Regions from separate parts of the Homo sapiens genome. Here regions 1 and 2 are each linked to region 3. Evidence: chromatin loops called from intact Hi-C (ENCODE). Cell type or tissue: Calu3. All regions are shown on one strand. Region 1 has its middle 130 kb from the start of TRMT11. Region 2 has its middle 170 kb from the start of CENPW. Region 3 overlaps TRMT11 (tRNA methyltransferase 11).

Region 1 (8,000 bases), 80 kb after region 3:
TCTTTGTGATTTTTCATTTTGACATTTTTAGAAAGGGTATATAGGTCAACTGTCTTTCAGACTGTCTCTCAATTTGAGTTTGCCTGATGCTTCCTCATGATTGCACCGAAGTTACACCCTTTGGGCAGGAATGACACTGAAGTGATGCTATGTTCTCAGTGCATCATACCAGGATGCACCTCATGCTAATTTGTCCAGCTATTGGTGATGTTAACAGATTGCTCTAATGTAAGGCTACAATTTTTCAATGTACTAAAGTTAAAATTTGATTTAGATTCTAATTTCCTCAGAATTGGGTTCAAATCAAGTCCATTGCTTAAGAAGCTTTGGGTATTCTGAAAAAGCTAACTTCCTGATCTGTAAGTATCAGGATCAGTCATGGAAAGTGGTGCCTGGCACATACATTTATATTTTATGTGCCACATAGGTGGCATTGAACAAATGTCATCTATTAGTATTATTAGGTCAAATATGTTGAGAACCTCATGTAAGTATTGCTTAATGTCTTGGGACATTAAGCAGACACAGGAACTTGGTACTCTAACTCCAGGGAACAAACCAGAAAATGGCAGAATTATTGTACAAGACCAGGTCTGGGTTGGCACCAAGCATGACTTGAAGAAGGCACCAAGGATGGGGCTAGAAAGCTAGTTAAACTTTTAGCCTCAAATCTGGCTGGGTCTGAGAGACTGAGGAAGAGAATCAGAAGATTTCAGCTGGCGGAGAAGCAGGGCACAGTGTGTGGACTGAGCTTGATGGCATGATCAGCTGATGCTGCTAAAGACCTGAGACTCTTAATCAGCAACTGTGCAATCAGCAATAGCAGTTGTACCCACCTTATCTGCTATGGAGGCATTATTATTGGCTTTTTTGGGGGGCATTTAATGAAAATTTCTTGCTTTCAAGGTTATTCTTCAACTATACATCACTTGGGCAGTGCTGAGAAACACATAGGATGATTTGGCCTGGGCTCCATATCCTTCCCAGGAATATCTTAAGACTGAGAAATATGGTCTCTTTTCCATACCTCCAAGTTGCTTTTACATGGATGAAGAGAATCAGAATGCTCAGTGAAATATGTATTCAAAAAGAAATGTACCAGAATAAAATTACATTAGAAAATAATTGCTTCTAAAAATCATCACCCATTCTTACCCTCTGTTATTCTGTTCTCTTTCAACTGTCTGTATTTTAATCCCTTTCTTCTTCCCTGATGTTTTCTATTCATTTAATTTAAGCAATGTTTCTGGATACCATAGCAATAGCAATGAGGTGTTGTATAAACGTACAATGGAGCAGAATGGAAATGCTTCCTATGGTAACAGAAACCATAGAAACATGTGCGTGTGTGTGTGTGCATGTGCGTGCACACACACGTGCATACAAAGCTGTTTTGGGGTCAAAGCTTTGTAGAGTTCATGCAACTAGGAAAATGAAGTGTTTCACTGTGATCACATTGCTATTTGTATCTATTGTCATCATGATTTAACATTTATTGCATGCCTATAGTCCCCTGGACAGACCCTGGAACTAGATGTCAACTCTACTTAGTGGATTTATGTTTGAAATTAGATAGCAAAGCCACAAAATGGAAAAAGATGAGAATACTTCCAAAACAGAAATATTGAATAATGCATTTTCAGAAAAATTAGGTAAGGAGAAAATGAGTTTGACCCAGGCAGTTAGGAATGAAGGATATGGGAGGAGACTTAAATGTCTAGATTAGAGATGGTTTGCAGCCATTTCCAAGAACCCTGGGAGGGACTGCTTGTGCTGCATGATCTAACACTTTAATCCTCTTCTGCCATGGCTCAGACCCCATGGGGTGGAATCTTGATGAGGAGACTCCCTGTCTTGGATAATAATAACAAGCTGTCTTCTCTGTAGGCAAATTTTCAGGTGGAAGTCTCACTCTACCACTCTCATAACCAATGCAACAAATAATCAAGTTCTCAAGCTGCAAGGAAAACTGAGGGGATTATTTTTAAGGATGTAAAGAACATTAAACAATGAAGAGATAGTTTCTCAGAGTAAGTTTTTTCCCTCCTTTGCCAGGTGCCTGATATCATCTTTCTTGTCTACCTTAGACACCCCCCACACTTTTTAATATTAAAAGTCTCTTAATAACAAAAGTAAACAGCATGTTATTTATGGAAACTGCACAACATTAGCTTTGCTAATTACATGGTTACTCACTTTCCCAGCACCAGATCACCTCTTATTTGTTTCCAACTACTGTGGCCACCATGTGTTTTAAGTGTAAGACAGAAATAATAAACTGCAGGTTTCCAGGGTACTCACGTATTATTTCTGCAGTTCACACAGGACATGTACCATCTGGGTTTGAAGGGCACATCATTCCAAGGCGGAATGGAGTGAGTAGGGCTTTCCCAGTAGAGCCACTGACTCTATGGGGAAATTTCAAATGGAGTTTTGGGGTCAGAGAGACCTAAGTTCAGATGCCTGGCACAATAACTTCCCACTTACATGAAATCTTCTTTGCCTTCTCTGTAAGTAACTTCTCTGCCTCTTGGCTTACTGTATATAAATTGGGTATATGATGCCTAATTTCTAGTGTGGCTCTGAATCTTAAATGAGGTGATACAATATGGCACTTGCCGTAAGGTAAGTTATTACTGAATGATGGTCTTAGTTTCTTTCTACTCCATTTCTGTCTCTTCTAAACTCCTAAGAACTAAGCTGAGAAGGCATAAAAGATGACACACAGACCATTCAGCTCAAAATCCAGAATAAGAAGCCCAAACTGGAGTATATTCTGCAGAAGATTTGCTGTCTTAAGGGAGCTACTATTAGCTCAGCTTTAACCCTCCTTCCCATCTCTTTCTGGTTAGTGAACTGGTGCCACCACCTGCCCATTAGAGAACCTGAGCTATTTGTTCAGTGATTCACGTCTCTGGATTCAGCACTGAGCCTGCATAAACTCCCAACTCAGTCAGCAACACTGTGCTAACATCTACTAGGAATGGTTCAGTCCCTGTAGATCTGAGAAATAATTCCTGTGGTTACATCAACTGTTTGGATCTTTGGATCCATAAATTATTTCTGTCTTTTCTTTTTTGAAGGGTTTTCTATTTGAATGCTGTTTTATCTCAAAAGGCAGTTGGTTCCATTCTGACATGGTAGAGATATGAAGCTTCCTTCAACTGACACAGTTTGGCTAGATGCCAGTCAGGAGTACCTCCAAGATATTTTGGCTGTAGGATAAGTTACAGATAGCCTGGCCTTGCCATCTGCAATGATCGGTTGTAGTAATAACAATCTCTGGGTGCACAATTAACCAATTCTGAAAATGTGAAACTTATTAATTATCCTGCATTTTTGCTTGGCTGCTAGCTAACTCTGTCTAGATCCTGTTTCTTGGCATTCTCTCATCTGTCATTTCTACCACAAATCCCCTACAGATCGTTAGTTGCCTATGTTCCTCTACTTCATTGTCTTTCTTTCAGTCATTGACTGTTACTGAGATTTTTTTTTTCATGAAATCAGAGTTTTAGTATTCTTTTTTTATTATAGGGAAAAGAAACCAAGTCTCCTTGAATCAGTTTATCCCAATGTCTTCTGGTTTTCTATGTTGGCTACAGTCAAGATAACCTATTACTAAGGTAGGTTGTGTGTTTCTAGACCACCAAATCTGTTCAATAGACCTTTTTGCATCTGAGTGGACAGGTCCTAGATGACACTGGAGACATAGAGGTGAACTCCCTCCCTGGCCTTCAGGTACTCACATTGCATTTGGGAACCTAGGCATTAAGCAAACAACCATGATACAATGTGCTAAGTGCTATCACTAAAGTATAAACAAAGTGGTTTGAGGGGCGTTATGTTCCCCCATATTGACCTGAAGCTGTAGTATTTTGACTGCTTCTAGAGTACCTGTATGTCTCTGCATGTCCAGGCAGTCTGATTTATTAACAGGGCCCTCTTTTAATCTTGGAGTCTCTATGTGGATGATAAACTGTATGGTCTTTCTATTTATAAATCAAAAACCAATATAGGAGGCTAGTTTAATTTGTGAGCAAATATGTTTCTATTTATTAAGAATTCTTGAGTTGCCTGCCTCTACATTAGTGGTTGAGGCAGTGGAGTGAGTTCCTGATCTGACTCACCTTTCTCACCAACAGTGATACTTGTACTTTAGCATATACATGAGAGACTGAGTTGATTCTATAGCCTAACTGGAATTTATTCATTCCTTCATCCATCTACTCAATGAATCAATTCTACATTTACTGAGCACTGATTGTGTGTCAGCCAATCTACTAGGCACGTGGGATACAGTGATGATCTATATAGATATATCTCTGCCCCCACAGAACTTACAGAGTGGAGCCTCAAAAAGTGATTTCAATTTTATCCATCTGCTTTGTGTCTTCTCTTTAAATCCTTGCTACCCAAAGTAGGCTCTCAATATTAGCAGCATCAGTGTCACCCAGAAGCTTGTTAGAAATGGAGAACTTAGGCCCACCTCACACCTATTGAATCTGAATCTGCAGTTTCAAAAGATCCTCAATAATCTGAGCAGATTCTGATTCAGTTGGTCTAGGGTCTTCACTTCTGACAAACTCGCAGGCAATGTCAATGCTGTTGGTCCATGGATCGCACTTTAAGGGACTTCCCCAGTTCTTTACAAAATGTGGGTTGCAACCCAATAGTGGGTCATGAAATCAATATAGTGAGTTGTAACTAGCACATTCAAAAATATTTTAAAATAGGATAGAGTACACAAACAATTCAGAGTGCATTTCATGTCATGATGAAGGCATTGTTGCATGAAACTTGAATCAGCTTTTTGTACATCTGCACACAGACACAAACACAGATGTATGTAGACTGAGTTCTGATGAAAACGTATTTCTTAATACGGGTCGCAGCTGATAACAGTTTGAAAGTTATTGTTCTAGACAAGCTTATCTAGGCCAGAAAGAAGTCCTCAGAAGTGATTCCAGTCTAGAACAGAGAGCTCAGATCAAAGGGGTTCTGTTAATATTAGAACTATCCAGAATCCCAGTGAGGACATCCAGGAAAAAGTAGAACAGTGGGGCTAGAAAGATCCTCTACTAGGGGTGACAGCTGTGTGCTGATTGGATGATGAGATGCCCATGATTAGTGGCTTGTACCAGTTGGCATTAGGTTTTTGCATGACCCAAGATTTTGGACTGTGAGCTCCTTGAAGGTGGGACCTGTATGTTACTCCTAGAGGCTAAAACAGTGCCTTTCCCGCAGGGGGAGTTTCCGCAGTGTACTGTGACTTTTTATATCTTTCATACTACTCAATATACCACATGTAACAAATGAGGTCTTTTCTGTCTTTCCACTGGGAATCATGTATTATTCATCTTTGCTTTTTTCTAGGGCCTACTCCAATATCTAGAGATGGCAGATATTCAGTAAGTTTATTCACTTAACAAATATTTTATTTGTTATTCAGCAAAGAAGATTTTCTCTCAGCTATATTACATCAGTTTTAGAAGGCACACAGATGAACAGGCTTGATAAAGAGCAAATCTGTGAAAAACAAACACTTGTGGACTAAATGGTATCACATTTACAGAGCTGTAAGAGAGGTATAAGTCACCCTGGGCACCGAGTTTTATGCTGTATTGATTAACTTTCCATTTCCCTTGGTTCAATTTTAGTTTCTCTCTTAGAATTATGTTTCTACCCTTTGCATTCTCACCGCCAATCATTTATTGCTGCACGTGTCTTTCCCCCTCCATATACTGTGCTCCTTAATTCACTAAGGGACTGTACTAACATAGCCTAAATACCCACCTTCCAGCCACCCTTCAGGAGGGTATTAGCTGTATTTGTGCACAGCGAGAGTGCCTTCAAGGCAGAGGGCTTCCTCCCCTATACTTCACCTCCAAATCTCTTTCCTTTCCACAAATGCTAGTGCTAGGCAGCTGTGCTCACTATTATTCGTCTTCTCTGTAGTTCTTGACTTTGCCTGTACGTTATAAACACTTGGTATTTTAATATTTCCCATGTCCAGGTTGCAGTTCAAACCAATGAAGTCAGAATCTCTGGAGGTGGGACAAAGGTATTTGTAGTTTTTAGGCTTCTCAGATGATTCCAATGTGCAGTGAAGATTGAATGCTATTGCTTAGAGGAAAATTCAGTCACCTGATATTTGAAGTTTAGGTAATTTCCTTAGCCCTCAAAATATGTTCATTTCTTTTCTAGTCCTTAGTATCCCTGCCCAAGTCTGAAAATATTTATATTGCTATTTAATCAGAAGTAAAGCAATTAAAATGTACATGTTACTCAAGAAGAAGAAACATTAGAACATTGCTCAACTTATCACCTGTGTGGTTATTAAGCTATTGTCTCTATTTCAAAAGCACCTTTCTGTATTCTACTTTGTGACTCTGGGTTTTTTTCACCATCTAGCTCTTAGGTGGCACTAGAAGAGGACCACAAGCCTGCCAGAGGGAGGAGAGTATTGCTTCTTCCTGTTCCCATTAGTGTCACCTCAGCAGTGACTTTTCACCCTGGAGTGGCAGGCAAGTTTCTAGATTATTTGAGTACTCCCCAAATCAGTCTTGCTGCACCCCCTGAGAGATACCAGCAGCAATGAAGTGTGAGTCCCAGCTCTGGGCTCCCCCCTCCAAGATTCTGGGTTTTCGTAATCCCTTGTGCTTATTAATGCTGTTACCTTAGGGTCCTTTTTTTTTTTTTTTTTAATTTTCAATGCTTGTCCAGCAAGTTTCCTATACTAAATTGCTATATGGAAACATCTATTCTTCTCTCCTTTGACTGTACCTAACTCAAAATGCCTTCTCATTTAACAACCAGTGCTCTGCAACAAGGTGAGCTTTCTAGGAAGGCAAATAACAAGAAGGCTCAGGTTGGCTTGTCTCCATTTTGGGGCAATGGGAGTGTGCTGGAAGTCTTCCAAGGAACAAGAGTGAGAAGAAGATGCTAGAATGAAGAGGTGGACAGACATAGGGGAGGAAAGCGCACTGGATACAAACTTTATTACCTTCATTATTTTGCTAGGTCTGTCTTAGCTGAGAGACTCTGAGAGTATTAATCAGAGATAAATGGGAAGTAAGTAATAGTCTATAGTAATCCATAGTGGCATTTATTAATAATACAAATCTTCTGGCCTCCATCTCTTCTTCTTCCCATAAGCCCACAGTTTGTCCACACATAAGCATATGTGGTTTTGTCCTTAATAATAGGGTAGTGCAAATAGTTAATTCACTACTCCTAGTGCCACGAGTGGCACGTTGGAGACCATCCTGTCTGTTCTTATGTAACCTGTCATAAATCCACGTGGATATGTATCTCATTAAGACAGCCATTTAGGATTTGCTTTTTCAGAATTGTCTACTTTGGTCAGTAGTATTTTAACTGTAAAATAAGGATGGTTTCACTTGGTCCAAGTGTCCCTACTGTACCTAATACATTTAACTTTACAAACAGTTTTATACAAGCAATACATTAACCAATGAGCTGTAATGAGTAGAATTTGGATGTTCATGAGGGAGATTTAAATTCACACACCATTTTCCTAGACTCCTTCACTGTCTTGACACTTTCCTATTATTAGCTCTCTTTTTGGAGATATTTTGTGTTAAAATTCCAAAAAGTTCTCAGTCACCATCTGAGAATTTTTGCGTATACAACAATGTAAAGAAAAACTAGGCCTTGCTAAGATGAAGTACCCAGGATCAACTGGTAGCCTAGGAGTTTGACTATGGTCCACGATTCAAATTGGTGGGCCAAACAATAACAAAGGTGGACTTTTGGGGGTTACTTTTGTACATTTGCTTTTTGTATCCTCGCTAAAGAGGTGAAGTAACTAGTAGCCAGTGTGTTGAGGGGAAATTCACTACTGCCTGGAGGCTCTACTGTGTATTCTACACCTCCTGGTCTCCAATGAGATCTTTATTTCTTGTTTTGAATACTTATATTAACTCCAGAAAAAATTTAGTTCTAGAATCTGGATACTGAGCAACACTGCAGCTCTCTTT
Region 2 (8,000 bases), 140 kb after region 3:
AAGGACCCACTTGAGGAGGCAGTCTGTCCCTTAGCAGAGCTCGAGCGCTATGCTGGGAGATCCACTGCTCTCTTCAGAGCCAGCAGGCAGGAGCATTTAATTCTGCTGAAGCTGCACCCAGAGCTGCCCCTTCCCCCAGGTGCTCTGTCCCAGGGAGATGGGAGTTTTATCTATAAGCCCCTGACTGGGGCTGCTGCCTTTCTTTCAGAGATGGCCTGCCCAGAGAGGAGGAATCTAGAGAGGCAGTGTAGCTACAGTGGCTTCATGGTGCTGCGGTGGGTTCTGCACCCAGTTCGAACTTCCTGGAGGCTTTGTTTACAGTGTGAGGAGAAAACTGCCTACTCAAGCCTCAATAATGACCAGTGTCCCACCCCCCACCAAGCTCAAGTGTCCCAGGTTGACTTCAGAGTGCTGTGCTGGCAGCAAGAATTTCAAGCCAGTGCATCTTAGCCTGTCAGGCTTCATTGGGGGTGGGATCCACTGAGCAAGACCTCTTGGCTCCCTGACTTCAGCCCCCTTTCCAGGGGAGTGAATGGTTCTGTCTCGCTGGCATTCCATACACCACTGGGGTATGAAAAAAACTCCTGCAGCTAGCTCGGTGTCTGCCCAAATGGCTGCCCAGTTTTGTGCTTGAAACCCAGGGCCCTGGTGGTGTAGGCACCCGAGGGAATCTCCTGGTCTGTGGGTTGCGAAAACCATGGGAAAAGCATAGTGTCTGGGCCAGATAGCACTGTTCCTCATGGCACAGTCCCTAACAGCTTCCCTTGGCTAGGGGAGGAAGTTCTCTGACCCCTTGCACTTCCCAGGTGAGGTGATGCCTCACCCTGCTTCTGCTCACCCTCCATGGGCTGCACCCACTGTCTAACCAGTCCCAATGAGACGAAGTGGGTACCTCAATTGGAAATGCAGAAATCACCTGCCTTCTTCTTTGATCTCACTGGGAGCTGCAGACCAGAGCTCTTCCTAGCCATCTTGCCAGCCATCTGTTATGGTTCTTAAAACATTAATTTGCTATTGTGTGTTCAGCTTATCTAAAAAATAAAGTATGGGAATCAGTGAATTTTGAGGAGAAGGCAATGCTCTTATGTGTGTGTATATGGTGTGTGTCTGTATTTGTGCCTATGGATAATCATTAGTTTCTCAAATGTATGCAAGTGATACAGCACATATGTGTATTTCCCAGTCTTCATACGCTCAACAGACCAGCCTTCTTTTTCCACCTCGGACATATGTTTCTGGGTAGGTTTCCTGATTTGTAATCAGTCAGCCTCTGATATTCACTGTGACTTTGGTTTCCAGCCCTGTCTGGAAGAACTCCAGCCTGGGAGAATGTAAACATTTTATTCAGAAGCCTGTGATGTTGGAAAGAGGAGGTTTTGGATGATTTTTGTTTTTGTTTGGACTTGGGTCAGTGTCTCCCATTTATAGCTGGAATGTGAACTGCATGGCTTCAGATGTGTTTTGGAAGATTGATGTGGGCCTCATGAAACTCAGCTACAGTGGAGCCTCAGGAGACTAGGAGCTGGTTATCATATTAAGAAACACATTTCTTTTTATCAGTGAATATTAATGCTGAACAGTGAAGCTGTGGAACTCCTTCTCTTACACCGGCAACCTCAGCCCTCCTAGAAAAGCTGTGTAGTCAGAACCAGTGTTAGGGGGAGTTCTTTATGGTTTCTCCAACAGTCGTTGATACTGAGTAAAAAGGGACTACCCAGGGGATTTCAAGTCAAAATCTAAGAACTAAACTTATTTCTGTTAATGATATGAATGACATGTCATTGGTGAATGGAAAGAAAATGCTCTCAATATATGGAGCTATAGGAATAAATGCTAGAAGTGAGGCTAAGTTTTTGCCAGCTGTATCCTACTGATCATATTGGCCATTATGTTAGAATTGCCACTTTCCCTCTCCTTGGATGAAAAGAGGTCTTATTTTATTTTTCCAAGAAGGAGTCTTGCTCTGTCACCCAGGCTGGAGTGCAGTGGCGCGATCTTGGCTCACCGCAACCTCTGCCTCCTGGGTTCAAGCGATTCTCCTGCCTCAGCCTCCCAAGTAGCTGGGATTACAGGAGTGTGCCACCTCGCCCAGCTAATTTTTATATTTTTAGTAGAGAAGGAGTTTCACCCTGTTGGCCAGGCTGGTCTCAAATTCCTGACCTTGTGATCTGCCAGCCTCGGCCTCCCAAAGTGCTGGGATTACAGGTGCGAGCCACCATGCCCTGCCATGAAAAGAAATGTTATAAAAGTACAAACCACTTGTGCTTTATTTTATGGGTGAGTCTACTTGTGGTGGATCCACTTGTCTCATACCATTATGTCTACTTCTTTCCTTTTTGATTGCTAAGAAAATTTTCCATCTTTTCCAACGAAAATGCAGGATCTAAAACAGAATTGCAAAGTTATTCCAAAATCAAACCAAACAAACGAACAAACTAATCATTAACATTTAAAAATCAGGAGATCGCACCTAAGAATCTGCATTTCTTCAGTCTCCTGGAATGCAGGTGCATGTGGTAGCACTGAGTCTGCATTTCTGCATACTGGAACTGGGTAGATGGAGCTACCTTTTAATGTGACACGTGCTCCCAGTCTTATTAAGGCAGGCCAGCTTTACCCATTTGTGTGAGCTGCCCTGTCCTTGTAGGCATTTGAATTTTTAACGTTTGGTCTATAGGAAAGAAAACTTCTGCAATATTTTTTTTTCTTCCTTGAGACTCTAAGTGATGTTTTGGAATTGGAAATGAGCTATGGTTAGTGAATGGAAATGGTCAGTGGAAATATGTAATTAAAGGGACTTCCCTAGAGCCACGATCTAAATGTATTTGGGCAACAATGGTGCTTAGTGTTACCCATGTCGAAAAGACTCATCAGTCTGAACTTAGTTTTCACAGATACATGCTCAGGGGAAACGTTTCCTCCTGAAGATGATTCCTCTTGGTTTTGACTGCCTGGATCAGTTCATAAAGCTGGAGTTATGGCTTCTTCAAAAAAGCCTGTCTCTCATGCTGTGGTAAAATATGTGGTCACCTGGCTGGTGAAGAGTTTCTGGGTCCCATAATATTTTACATAGGACACAAAAAATGGAATGCTTTTGGACTTAAACCTGTTTTCTTTTCAACTCCTTCTGCCTAGAGGAGATGGTAGCCTCAGAAGAGTTCTTACTTCCCCTTCCTAGAACTGTGCAAATCTTTCAGGTCCCAGCTGGTAATGGAGAAATTACTTTTTGTTATTTAAAAAATATAAACAGGAAAAATAAAAACCATGATATTTCATGAAATACAACTTCTTTTCTGTTTTCTACTAAATAAGACAAATTTTTTTTTATATGTGTTCAGGTTCCTGACTGTCTTTAGTACTTTACCTTCTCATGGTCTCTACTCTCTTGCAATTTATTTTATATAGTCTTTTTCCAGGAATCCTCCCGTCTCATTAGATTTTTCTTTTTGTTCCTTTCCATGCTGCTGTATTTTCCTTTTATTTTAGAACCTGTGTCTAATTTTCCAGCTCTCTACTTTTATTCTTATTTTCCTTTTGTCAGCCTGGTGTCTTTTATTTTCTATTGTTTCATTTTTTCCCTCTCTGTGCCCTTTTTCATGTGCTATTATACAGGGTTTGCTTATTTTTCACTTCTGTTCAGTTTGTTTTATTCTCTTACCATGCATTCATACCTCCTGCTTCAAAACCAAAAAACCCGAAACTGATTCTTACTTTTTTAATTGTAACCCTCTCCCTAGTTTATTTACACTAACTTTACACTATGAGTTTTTTATACTTGAAATTGCCAAAATTTCCTTATCACTTAGTTTTCTCCCAGTTTCCCATAGAAAATTCAGTGGATGTTCTTTCCATATGTCAGCTGCTGTGGTAACCCAAGACAGAGGTCATTATGTTCAGTTCTGATCACATTTTGTTCTTTCGCTGGCTGTATTACCTGAAGGAAGCCACAGTCTCTGTCTGGGTCTCATTTTTTTTTATCTAGTAAAGTTAACAGGGAGAACAAGGTGTGGTTCTCAGATGAGGCACACCTGTGAGCTCGCCAGAACTGTGCTACCTCAGGTCTCACTCCACACTTCCTGACGTGGTATCTGCATTTTTACAAGATCTCCCGCTGATCTGTGCCCTCATGGAAGTTTGAGAAGCACAATCTCGATGCTCTTTGGGGGTTTTTCCAGGTTTAACTTTGCTGAAAATAAGGGAAAACCTATTTTACTAAGTGAAAATAAGTGAAATATTTTAATAAGTGAAAATAAGGGAAAAACATAAAGTGAAAACTGCTTTGGTTACAAGGCACAGTAGAATAACCTGGGAAGCATCAATAAAATGTCAATGCCTTAGAGGTCCCTCCTCAGGGCAGCTGATTCAGAAACTCTGGGGATGGTATTTTTTACTGTACCAGGTGATTTTAATGAGCAGGTTGATCCCCACTTAAATATGCTATTTAACTTTGACCTCCTTTACTGATGCCCTCAGTGCTGCCCTCTTTTGGTTGTGAGGTAAGTAATTACTATGGAAAGAGGAACTTCGAAGTATTTGGTTTCATCTACTTAAACCCACCAGAATTTATTCTGGGGAGGCCATAACTGGGGAGATAGATAACTATCGAAGGAGGCTATATGTATTTTTATAGCGTTATGAAAGCAAAAGCAGGATTCGCTTACTTTTTTTTTTTTCTCAAGACTGATTAAGGCTTTTGCTGGCAATGGGAGTGTTTGTGGTAACAGAAGGAAGTAACCCTGGCAAGTGATAGATAGACATTGTATCCTAAGAGTCTTGGGGGTGGTGGGTGCCGGGGATATGTCAGTGGGATGGTTTTATTTCATCAGAACTTGGTGCTGGTGTTGACTGGATACTCACAATTAGCCACATGCTATGATTGGGTTACTGAACATTAGGTTCTAATTTATTTTTAATTATTTCAGGTTGTTGAACTGTAGCTGATTTAAGAAAACTTGAAACCAAGATTTTTTTTTTTAACTGCTCTTATAGTATTCTTAGTGTGAGAACTGGGGAGGGAATAGTCATAAAACAATTTGTCACAAGAGTGGAGGGTGTGACAATACTATTAGGTGGTGATACTTTAATGTTGTAGTTTTAAAATCGGATCTTGAGAAACTGTGTCTTTAAAGATTTTTTCTTTTTTTAAGAGAGAGAGTTTCGCTCTTGTCGCCCAGGCTGGAGTGCAATGGTGTGATCTCGGCTCACTGCAACTTCTGCCTCCCGGCTTCAAACGATTCTCCTGCCTCAGCCTCCCGAGTACCTAGGATTACGGGCAGCCTGCTACCATGCCCAGCTAATTTTTGTATTTTTAGTAGAGAAAGGTTTCATCATATTGGCTAGGCTGGTCTCAAACTCCTGATCTCAGGTGATCCACCCGCCTCAGCCTCCCAAACGGCTGGGATTACAGGCAAGAGCCACCACACCTGGCCTTTAAAGGGCTTTTTAAAAAAAGGTTAAATGTTTTTCACCAGTGCTCAATGAGAAACACAAACATGATTACATTGTTTGGAGTGGCTGAATTACTTGATCAAAATTTAAAAAAAAAGGTATTTTCCCTAAGTGGTTTTTGCTTAGTACAGCACCTTTTTTTCCCCTCAGTTTTCATGTCCTGAATTATTTCTGCATCATTAAGTTTAGCTGAGGAGCCAAAATTCTGTCATTGTGGGGGGATTGCTGAGGTGTCACATCGACAAAGGGAGGTACTTAGAATAAGATGTCATTTTGGTCTGTTCTTGAGTGTTACTCCAAGAAGTTATGTGAGCAGAGAAACACTAATCCTGTGGGCCATCTGTCTTTCCCATCATGTGGCAGAACCCCCATGCAGAATCTCTAGTCAAGGTTGGACCATGGCTGCATTTCATTACATCTGAAAAGAGTCCCCGGTAGTTATGTGATTTTTACCTCACAGATTGCTCAGAATCACATAAAGCCTCAACAAATATTTCCTCACAGATTTATTCTAGCCCTGGTCAAAAGTGTGAAGTAGGACATTTTCTTCAAGTGTATTTTTTTTTCTGTCTTATTGAAACACTTTCAATACTGTTAGCGTGACTTTGTGTCCCATCCGTCCAATATTTGCTGTACTCACAGCTGTTACCTCTGCAGGAAATCTTTGCAAACTAGAGTCTTCATTCTTTCATGGTTCTAGGCAGTAAGCTTAGAAGGGACAGTGGAGCTGTAACACTCACTGTTTCATAAGTTTTTAAACTTATGCTGTAAAAGTCTCTGATACATGCAAGATCAGAGAAAATGTAGAACAAAGGAGGCATATAGATGAGGTGAGGATACTGGGAAGATAATAAATTTGCACAGAAGGGAAGGGAGTTTATAAAATGTGGGAAGAGTCAGGAAAGGCTGGCAGGAGGTGAACCGGGGTGTAAGAAGGATGTGTACAATATGTAGGTAGAGAAGATATGTCATGAGGCCTCGCAATGCCCTCATTACCATTATGGTTAGGTAGTTGCCAACACATGTTTTCGGAGCACCTACTGTGTGCCAAACATTATTCTGGTGCTCAGGGTATGGCAGTAAATGAGCCTAGCAGAATTTCTGTCTTCAAGGAGCTAACATTCTATTCTAGTAAAAAAGTTCTCTTGCCCTTGCTAAGTTTGAAATGCCTGTTTATGGCAAAGGAGTAGAAATGGTAGATGCTTTATATAAAAATATATGATTTGTCTTGGCAAAGCATCCTTGAGGAGAGATTAGTACAGTGCAAAAAAGTATTGAGTAACATTCTCCCCGTTTCCACCTTTCTGTCAGGTCATAGATATAAATTACAATTCTGGCCCTCATTCACCCTCACATAGCTTTCTGGCATCCTTTCCCATTCTCTGAACATGAGAGGAATGAGAAGGTTATTTGGAAGGTCGCTGATCTTAGGAGTTGTCCTGCTACAGTTACCGGAGAATCTTGAATTTCATCTGAAAAGACTGCAAGGCAGTCGGGGCAAGCATGCTATGAGAAGTCAACTGGTAAGCAGACCCCAGAGATGAGAAGCATATGGGAAGCCAACCCCATGATTTGCTTCCTTAAAAAGTATGGGCTGTGGATGGATTTTAAATCCTACTCTAAATACAAGACTGGTGTTAGCGGTTGTTTGCAGGAAAACCAAAGGAACTTAGCATCCTTCAGTGTGTTACAGAGACTGTGTGGCCTCAAGCAGTGAAGTGAAGAATTCTTTTTGTCTTTTTCCTCATATGCCCAACCTGGAAACCAGCAGAATTTTTGATGGTGCATCTGGTTCCTGGTGTGCTGCAGAAGTGATTAGTGTGTCATGTCACTGTGGCCTCTTTCTCTGCCCCAGGAGAATGTCTGGGGAACAGAAGAGCAGAGTCCTGCCTGGGATCATGTGGGTGGGGGAGCTATTCCTTCTCAACAGATAGTGTGAGAAGCACTGATCCAAGGTCCTGGCTGCTCAAAGTGTGTTCCTAGGAGCTTGCTGGACATGCAGAATCTCAAGTTCCATCCCAGAACCTGATGTTTTTATTTGGAGCACTGGCCTTGGCAACACATGTTCCTTCCTCACCTTTCTGCAGCCTCTCACTCCCCACTGTCGCCCACTCCTCATAGGCTATCCTCAGGAATGGCATTGGTGGAGTGTTGGTGAAGGTGTAGCTGCAAGCATTCTGATCTTTATTTTACAAACTCTAAACCCAGAAGACTCCAAACCCAGAAAAGTCTAAGTCACAGAAAGCAAAGGAACAGTCTTATTTCAGACACATCTACAGTCTTTGCTGGTTAAATGTCAGGAAGCCCACAAAAAGCTGCCAGACATTTCAGGGTATGAATTTCGTATCTGTACTTCTTGACATCTGCTGGGCTACCATGCCCTTCAATTTACCAAAATATGGAAATTTCCTTATGGCATTCTACCCAAATAATGAGGAAAATGTTGATGCTTCTCTCAGCCTCAGGACCTTAAAGCCACACTGTTCCTAACCACGCTTGCCTATATGGCACTTAGCACTTTACACAAAAAACAAACAGAGGTGTTTATTCCC
Region 3 (8,000 bases):
CCTCATTGTATACTTTTGTATTTTTCTTATTTGTCATATGTTTATTTAACTTAGAGTTATCTTTCTGGTGTTATTCAAATTCACATGTAAACTTATGTCCTCTTTCCACTTTATGATCTTCTAAGAATCTAACTCTGAGATTTTTAATGCGTATTTTTTACATAAGACATAAATGTACACTTTAGTAATTATAAAGTGAACATCCATGTACCTGCCACCAAGGTCAAGGTTATAGAGTAATGCAGCACTCCAGAAGATCCCCCCTTTTGTGGCCATTGTTGATCATAAATACCTCCCCCTGCAATGTAACCACTATTCTGACTGTTACGGTAATCATAATCATTGTCTTGCTTTTCTTTTGTAATATTACCACTATTGAATTCATCCCTAAGCAATATAGGTTTGCCTGGTTTTGATCTTTGTATAAATGCATACTCATTTTTATTAATTATCCTTTTAATGGATTATGGAAATTTAAAAAACTCACCTAGGAGAGGAATAGTCTCTACATTAAAGTGAGAGCATATATATGTGCATGCCTGCACATGTTTTGGTCTGCTACTCATTTATTGCTACTCAAGAAGGTGTTAAACAAGATTTTTAGTTTTAATGAAATATTAGATACAGTAACTAACAAGTCATTAAATGTTTAGTGTGTTGACTTTGTATTCTTTTATCATTTAAGATAAAGTTTTGACTTTTATAAAGTACAGATTCTAGTAGATAGCATATAGAAAGTGTTAATACTTCTATGTTGTCATGATAAGGACTAATATCCCCAATGTTTTTTTTATAAGTATTAAGAAATTACATGTTGAGTGCCAGATGTCAAAGTTTAATCATTGTCACTCATTTTGAGCACTCTAGATATGAAGATTTTAATACGTATTAAAATACTTTCATAGATTTTAGGTAACTTACTATCATGTAGTGAAATTTTTAAAAAGTATAGATTATATGTAAATACCTAATTCAAGGATGAAGATTTCCAATGGTACCTTGTTCTCATTAAGAATAATGCTAGAGGTTTCTCTTAATAGTATTGGATGCCAGACTTTTGACCTGCTTGTCCTTGGTTTGGAAATGGCCTGGTGCTGTTTATAGTTGTATAACTTTAGCACAAGTGGTTTCTATAGCTACTGTCCAGTACCAGATGTAGAACAGTGGGAAGCTTTGATAAGGAGAGCAGGATTTTTAAACAAAAGCTGGACATGGGTAATTACCCTGAAGCTGAACTGAGCCCCGTTATATTCAGCACTGTCATTTACATTTCATTTCACTCTCTGCTGATTAAAAGAAAATAAACCGACCCATTGTTTTTCTCTTCCATCTCTTTGCCTTCTTCCTCACACCTTACTTAAGAATGTATATCATAGCTTTAATCGGTTCCATGAATCTAAAAAGTTTTTCCCCACAAAATTGGATGAACACTTCTAGTTTGGTGGCTTTCACTATGGTGACAGCATCACTGGTTTTCACTTATCATAGAATAAATTTCATAAGCCATTTGTATTCAAGCGTTTGCAATGAAGCTGCTGTTTTGTATAAACTACTGTCACTTTGAGACTATAAATGACTTAAGGTTAATACTAGGGAGGTAGAAGAAATCATTATATCATTATCAGGAACTGTCAGTGAGTAAAAGGACAGCTTAAACCTGACCTACAATTAAAATAGAAGCCATTTGGTTTTCTGCTGAATGACTATAGAGCTCTGCAACTTCATCCTCTAGAAAGTGGAAATATCTTATTTTTAAAGAATAGTGATTTTATAAATTGATGACCATTGTTAGATATTTTCACTGAAGTTTCAGGAATTCTATTAAATTAACTCTTGGCAATGAAGGGACACCAGGAGAGAATTTTGACTTGATCATTATATTGATAGGGAGCGGTGCAGGAGATGAGACTTTACAGTGAAGCGAGTAGGAGCCAGTTTGTAGTAGAGGATGGGCATGGTGGTTGGGGCAAGGAGGTTGAGGAAATTCATATCTGATAACTGCTGTTTGCTCTGTAAAGAAGGATGCAAGTTTTTTTGTTTTTGTTTTTGCTGAGTAAATAAGCAGATACTAAATGTAAGAATTGAGGACAGGTGAACTTTTAGAAAAGGTACTATGAGAAATAGGAAAAAAAGCCATTTGCTTAACAATTTTTACATTCATATACTTTTCCTATTTTTGTATACTTTATTTCTCTTACTTAATTACCTGTTCCTTGAGAGGAAGGCCATAGTTTTCATCACGCAACATGTGTTTATGGGACCATTCGTGTCAGGTGTTGGGGCTGAACAGACTAAGGCTTCTTATCCTTAGAAAACTTGCACATCAGGAGAAATGGCCACTCAAACCATATTCCAACATAGCATCTTGTGTTCTGTAGTGATCTGTGAGAGGTGTTGTGTGAACATAGGAAAGCACCTACCTAAGGAGATGGTGCTTGAGGCAAAAGAGATGGGGAATTTGGTTGGAAAGCCAAAAATTTAAGCAAGATACAGAAGCATGAGAGGCATTGTGGTATATGTGGGGAACCCTGGACTTCAGTGTAGCTGGAAATACTGAGCAGTGGGGGAGGATCAGCTGGAGATGACCTGGAAGACTAAAGAGAGGGAAGCCCAGTGTTGAGGGACCTTACCTACTGAACAGTTTCAAGTTTATCCTGTTGGTAAAAGGGCAAGCCCATAGGGATGTTTGGAGAGTGGCAGAAGCTCTGTGTTCTGTGAAGGTCCTCCTAGCTTCACTGTGTTAGTGAATTTGAGCTGTGGAAAGTTAGCTGTGATACTACTGAGGGGGCTCCTGGAATAGTCAGGCAAAGATGGTGAGGCTATAAACCAAGGAAGCTAGAATAGAGATTGTAGGGGACTTGTTGGAATTGAGAATTTTGCGGGGAGGTAGATATGGCAGGACTCGGTGACTAATTGGATAATTGGGGTGAGGGAGATGAGCTAAGGGTGATGTTTCAGAAATCTGGCTTGGGACAACTGAGCGGATGATTGTTTTCTTGTATATGTTTTTATTCCCCATCCCTACTCCCAGGACCATGGGGCAGTACTGCTTTCTTAGGCTGCTGTAATAATCTTCTACTGATTTCTCTGCTTCTGCAGTTTCTCCCTCCATTCCATGCCCTACATGGTGGCCAGAGTATCTTTCAGAATATAAATAGATAAGGAAACTCCTCTGCTTAAATCTCATCAATGGCTTTCTGCGGAATTTAGAATAAAATTCAGAATCCTTTACATAACCTTTATGTCAGCCTGATCTACTTCTGGCCTGTCCAGTCTCATCTTGTGCCACCTTCCCTTTTGCTTACCAGTTGTTATCCACCCTGGCCGTAGTCTTTCAGGTCCCAGAATGGATTTACCTCCTTTTAGTCTCAGAGTCTTCTCACACGCACTGTGTTTCCTCTTCCTAGAATGTTTTCTTCCCCTCTTTTCATATGAGTAAATTTAATTCATCCTTTAGGTCTCAGATAAATGTCACTTCCTGAGAGAAGCCTTTCTTGTCCTTTCCCTTCACCGCTTCTGGATAGGTGTTTCCTTCTATTCTTCCCATATTCTTTTCTTGCCAGTGTTTAATCACAGTTTGTAAGTATATGTCTGGATGTACATTGTTTAATGTCTGTCTCTCCCACCACTGTACGTACAAGCTCTGTGAATTCACGGAACTTGACTCTTTTGCTCACAATGCAATAAATATTTATGGAAAGAATACTGACTTTTAAGTGATTACTCTAGGCTGTTCTAGAATAAAAACAATCACATCAGTGGTATTTAAATCATCCATTTAAAGGAAGAGTAGGAACAGATAGTTATGGTAGCCAAAAGTTTTCTGTTTGAAAATACATTGAATTTTATCATTACCCTGATACTACTCTTCAAAAATCAGTGGGACAAAAACATTTTAATCCTATGATCCCTAGGCCTCATTTCTCATGAGAAGCAAACCAATAAAGCAGCTGAATTGACGTATTGTGGAAAATTATAACACCTTCCCTTTATTTAAGAAGGAGGTGATAAAAGAGAATAGCAAATACTGGGAGAAGGCAGTAATTAGGAGGATCGTTTTATCTAAGTGGAATTCTCAATGAAGAATCTTTCGTATGTTGGAAGTCTGAGCAGTTTATGATGGTCAGTTTGAGAAACTTTTTTTATATATGTATTCTCACAGTATAATCCAGAGGGTCATGAGTTGTGTTTAAAGCAGCAGTTTCAAATGTGACTACAGAACATACAGCTTGATTTATTTTCTTGAGAATGAATTCCCCATTAGATTAAAATTTATTATAAGTGGCTGAAATCGCTTTAGCATCTTTTTGGGTTCTTTTTAATGCTGTATTTTTGATATATAGTTGTAAACATAGATTGACTTGAATAAGGTCACGTTTATATACCTTTCTTTCTTGTTCTAGAGAGTAGTTTGGAATTTTAGGTCGGACACTGAGACAGTGTTACACGTTAGAATCGCTGAGGTGAATATGTAGTTGTCTATTTCTCCATCATTATTTAAAAATGAAATGGTGTGAATAAATGCTAACATTCCCTGAGGAAAAGGCCAGCCTGGTCATGTTGGGACTGTGGGACTCTCGATGTTTACAGCAATCCGGGACTCACAAACAGCTATCAAAACGGTGCTCCTGGCAGATGCATGGTCTGCTGTGCTGTAAGCTATTTCAGTTCACATCAGGAAGTACTCTAAAGAAGGATTGCTATGCTCCAGCCAGCAGAGGGTAGTGTACACATGAAAGTTAACTACCAATTTGTAAGCCTTCCTTTGGTTTCTTTGGCAAGTGTGTTAAAATTCCTCGAGTGGTTTATGTTTAGAATTAGCAGTACTGATAGGACAGGAAATTGGCTGGGTGGGACAGTGGTTAAAGGAGTCCTGCCTAAAACTTTAGATCTGAAATATGTGCTACCATAATGTTGCTGTTCAGTGAGGAATGTCCTCTAAATGTCAAACTCTATTTTGAATGACCCACTAATCCACCATGTGGGAAATTAACTCTTTAGCCATTGTTTTGATGTAATTTCTACTAAAAAAAAAAGAGAATCACAATGGGAAAAACATGAGTTTTGAAGTCTGATTTAGGCTACAATTCTGGCAATGCTACTTACCAGCTGTGTGATTTGTGGTAGATTATTTAAACTCTTTAGCCCCCTTGTGTCCCTATCTGTAAAATTTAGATGATACTTTTCTGCAAAAAGATACGGAAAATTAAATAATTATGTAATAACACATAGTTTGGTAGGAAATATATCTTCCTTTCTTGAATCATAACTTGTGTATTTCTTATAATGTTTACAATTGCTGATTGTCTTAAAAGGATAAATGATAGGGCTGAATGCTGTATGTCTTCCTTATGTAGCCATTTATGGCTAGCACAAATTTACCTACAGAAACTCTTCTGATTATAAAAAATGATAATAGTATAGTCAATAGTCTTAATATTTTATTCATATCGTCTTAATTACTATCAATGGTTAAGAAATTTGGAAATTGTAGTCTTTTTATCACCATAGTCTTCTCTCTTGCCATTTCCTAATTCTTGTGTGTTTTTATTTTTCCATCAAATAGGTTTTGCTTACTAAACTTTGGCAGAACTCGGGTTTTATGATACGTAGGTGATATCACAATGAATAGTGGTAGACAGATTTAGAAATGTTAGCGAAACCAAAAGTCAAACACTGGGATGAGCTTGAGTTAATGGGGAGATCAAAGATTGTGTTTGCTGAGGATACTCTTCTCCTTTTAAGTAAGCACTTTGGCCTTTGAGATACTGTGCTGAAAAAAAAACAACTTGCAGATATTCCTGGTTGAGACGCGCAGGGAATGTGAATAGAGAAGAGTCATGAAAAGGTGATGAAAAATATGTAGAGTTGAATATCATCGTCTCAGATGTAAGCCCTGGCAAACTAAACCAAAGATAGGATGAAAGAGAGGTAGAGAGAAAAGAGAAAACAAAAAATGAGTTTGCCATTTTTTTTTAGCATTAAGGTAATAAAAGTTCTGAATGCTGCATAGAGTATAGTATATTTCGTATGGTCTGGGTATATTTTAAATGTGTATTGTTCATAGATATGTGGTATTTATATGTATGATTATATGTGATATGTGTTGGACCATAGACATACTGAGTGTTTCGTGAGAAATATTTTATGAACTATGGTCTTTCCACTTAAGTGAAAATAGTAGCCAAAGTCCTTGGAATGTCTTACTCGAAGCAGGACTTGTGCTGCTAGATAATAGACTGGCGCCTGCCAGATCTCTGGCTGTGTAAGGGATTTGGAGCTTTTGGGTTTTCCAGAGTTTCTGTTATAAATGATAGATGTTGTGTTTTGCAATCAGGAGTCATTTGGTCTTCTAGAAAGGGGACATTTTAGCACAGAACCCAAACATACACTTCACACTGATTCTGCTCTACTACCTGGGAAATAAGAAAATAGCATTTTCTCCCCAGGAGTTGCATTTCTAAGGTTAATGATCTTTCCCACCTTCTCCAGTAGCATGTATGTCTTTGCCACCGTGTCCCCATAGCACTGAATAGAACACATGGTCGGTTAAGGGCTTATTTTGCCTTTATTCTGAGAGGTCTAAACTATTACAGAAAAGAATGTCTTAAGTAGTGAGTGTTTTCTCAATAATCGTTAGCATACATTTTAATCATTACTTTTGGATTTTTCAGGCTTTTGCTGTTCATTCCCAGTCTCTGACTCTAATCTTTATATTCTCTGATTTTATTACCAATAGTTGCCCTATTTCTATCCCTCTGGTCAAAGATAAACTATTTTATTAATCCCTTCCTTTGGTCCGTAGAGGAAGCCCATCTTCCATTGTGCTTTGGGCTTTGTCTTCTGCCTCCCTCTTGTGAGCTGCATAACCACAGCTTAGGTCAGCTAGGCACGCTAGTAATTGAGCCTGGGTCAGCTTGCTGGAATCACATTTCTGTCCTACCTTAGCCTCCTTACTACTGCAGTTCTAGAATATTCCATGAAGTAATCCACAGGCAGTTTGAGGGGGAGGTGATCTTGCATGGCCTAGAGGGGCCATGAGGAGAATAGTGGACATGAGGGCAGAGCTAGAATACCTGACTGCATTCTGATTCCCCTTGTACAGAGGAAAGTGAGATGTCATTCTGCAAAGTGATAGGTAATTGAATGTAAGCCCCAGATATCAAGGGAAAGCCTGAGAATTATGGACAATTTGAACTTATTTAGATTTTAGCCAAGCGGTTGGCATATTAAATTTGCATTTTAATAAATTAGGTTTGGTCTCAGTATGGAGAATACACTAGGGAAGGAAACACTGGAGGCAGGGCAGCTGGCCATTTACGGAAAAGAGGCGGGGATGAGGGAGGCCTAGATTAAATGTTGGAGTTATGAGTGGAGAGAAGTGGATTTGAGATGTTTAGGATATACGAGTTAAGATTTTAGGACTGACCAAATCTGAGAAGAGGGATTTGACGCAGGTTTCTGATTTTGATGACTGGATGGGGAACAATGCCAAGAATTGTGAGGATCAACATGGTAGCTGAAAAGATGACAGCATCTGGACATAGCTTTAAAATAAAAACCGAAGAAAAACATTCTGCCAGGATTAAGCTAACACAGCTTAGGAAGTGATCAAGTTTTCTAGTGATCTTACTGACATAAGGACAGAATTTCGAATACCTGGAGGAGTAGTTGATGGACTTCAGTCAGACTTTTGATGAAAGTTGAAGTAGTTGACGTTAAATGGTGGAACATTGTTCTGTGTTGCCGTTATCCTGGCACAGTCCTGATATGTGGACCAGACTTGAGTCTACCTGTGGAGTCATCTGTTCTTTCAGGGTTTTGTTATCCTTCAGCTTCCCTGTGGCTCTTACACCTCCTCTTGATATGAAAAGTCTGTGCCATTGAAATATATCCTTAGTTAATAGGCCTTCATTAGTAAGACCTCTCATCCAGTTCTACTTCTTTCTTGGTGGGCTCCTCAGCTGTCATGGCCTTAGTCCATCACCTATATTCTCAGA

The links. A loop is a pair of places that touch in the nucleus more often than their neighbours do. Peaks named below come from ENCODE experiments on the same cell type or tissue, not always from the same donor. Only the 100,000 strongest peaks of a DNase experiment are listed, where the experiment ranks them.
Region 1: it touches region 3 in a loop (6-fold over the local background); 6 of 110 quality-filtered maps call a loop at or near these places.
Region 2: a loop joins it to region 3, with 7 times the contacts of the local background. A loop is called at or near these places in 20 of 110 quality-filtered maps.

What each region holds. Positions count from the first base shown.
Region 1 is chr6:126,109,332-126,117,331 of GRCh38, forward strand. It overlaps a transcript of TRMT11 not described here. Among named protein-coding and RNA genes, the nearest start is that of TRMT11, 130 kb to the left of the region's middle. In Calu3, no CTCF peak of the experiment used is centred here; no DNase peak of the experiment used is centred here.
Region 2 is chr6:126,166,590-126,174,589 of GRCh38, forward strand. It overlaps a transcript of TRMT11 not described here. Among named protein-coding and RNA genes, the nearest start is that of CENPW, 170 kb to the right of the region's middle. In Calu3, a CTCF peak has its summit at 4,486 (motif pointing left); no DNase peak of the experiment used is centred here.
Region 3 is chr6:126,029,102-126,037,101 of GRCh38, forward strand. The region is part of intron 12 of TRMT11 (tRNA methyltransferase 11); the gene reads left to right. Among named protein-coding and RNA genes, the nearest start is that of TRMT11, 47 kb to the left of the region's middle. In Calu3, no CTCF peak of the experiment used is centred here; a DNase peak (open chromatin) is centred at 4,710.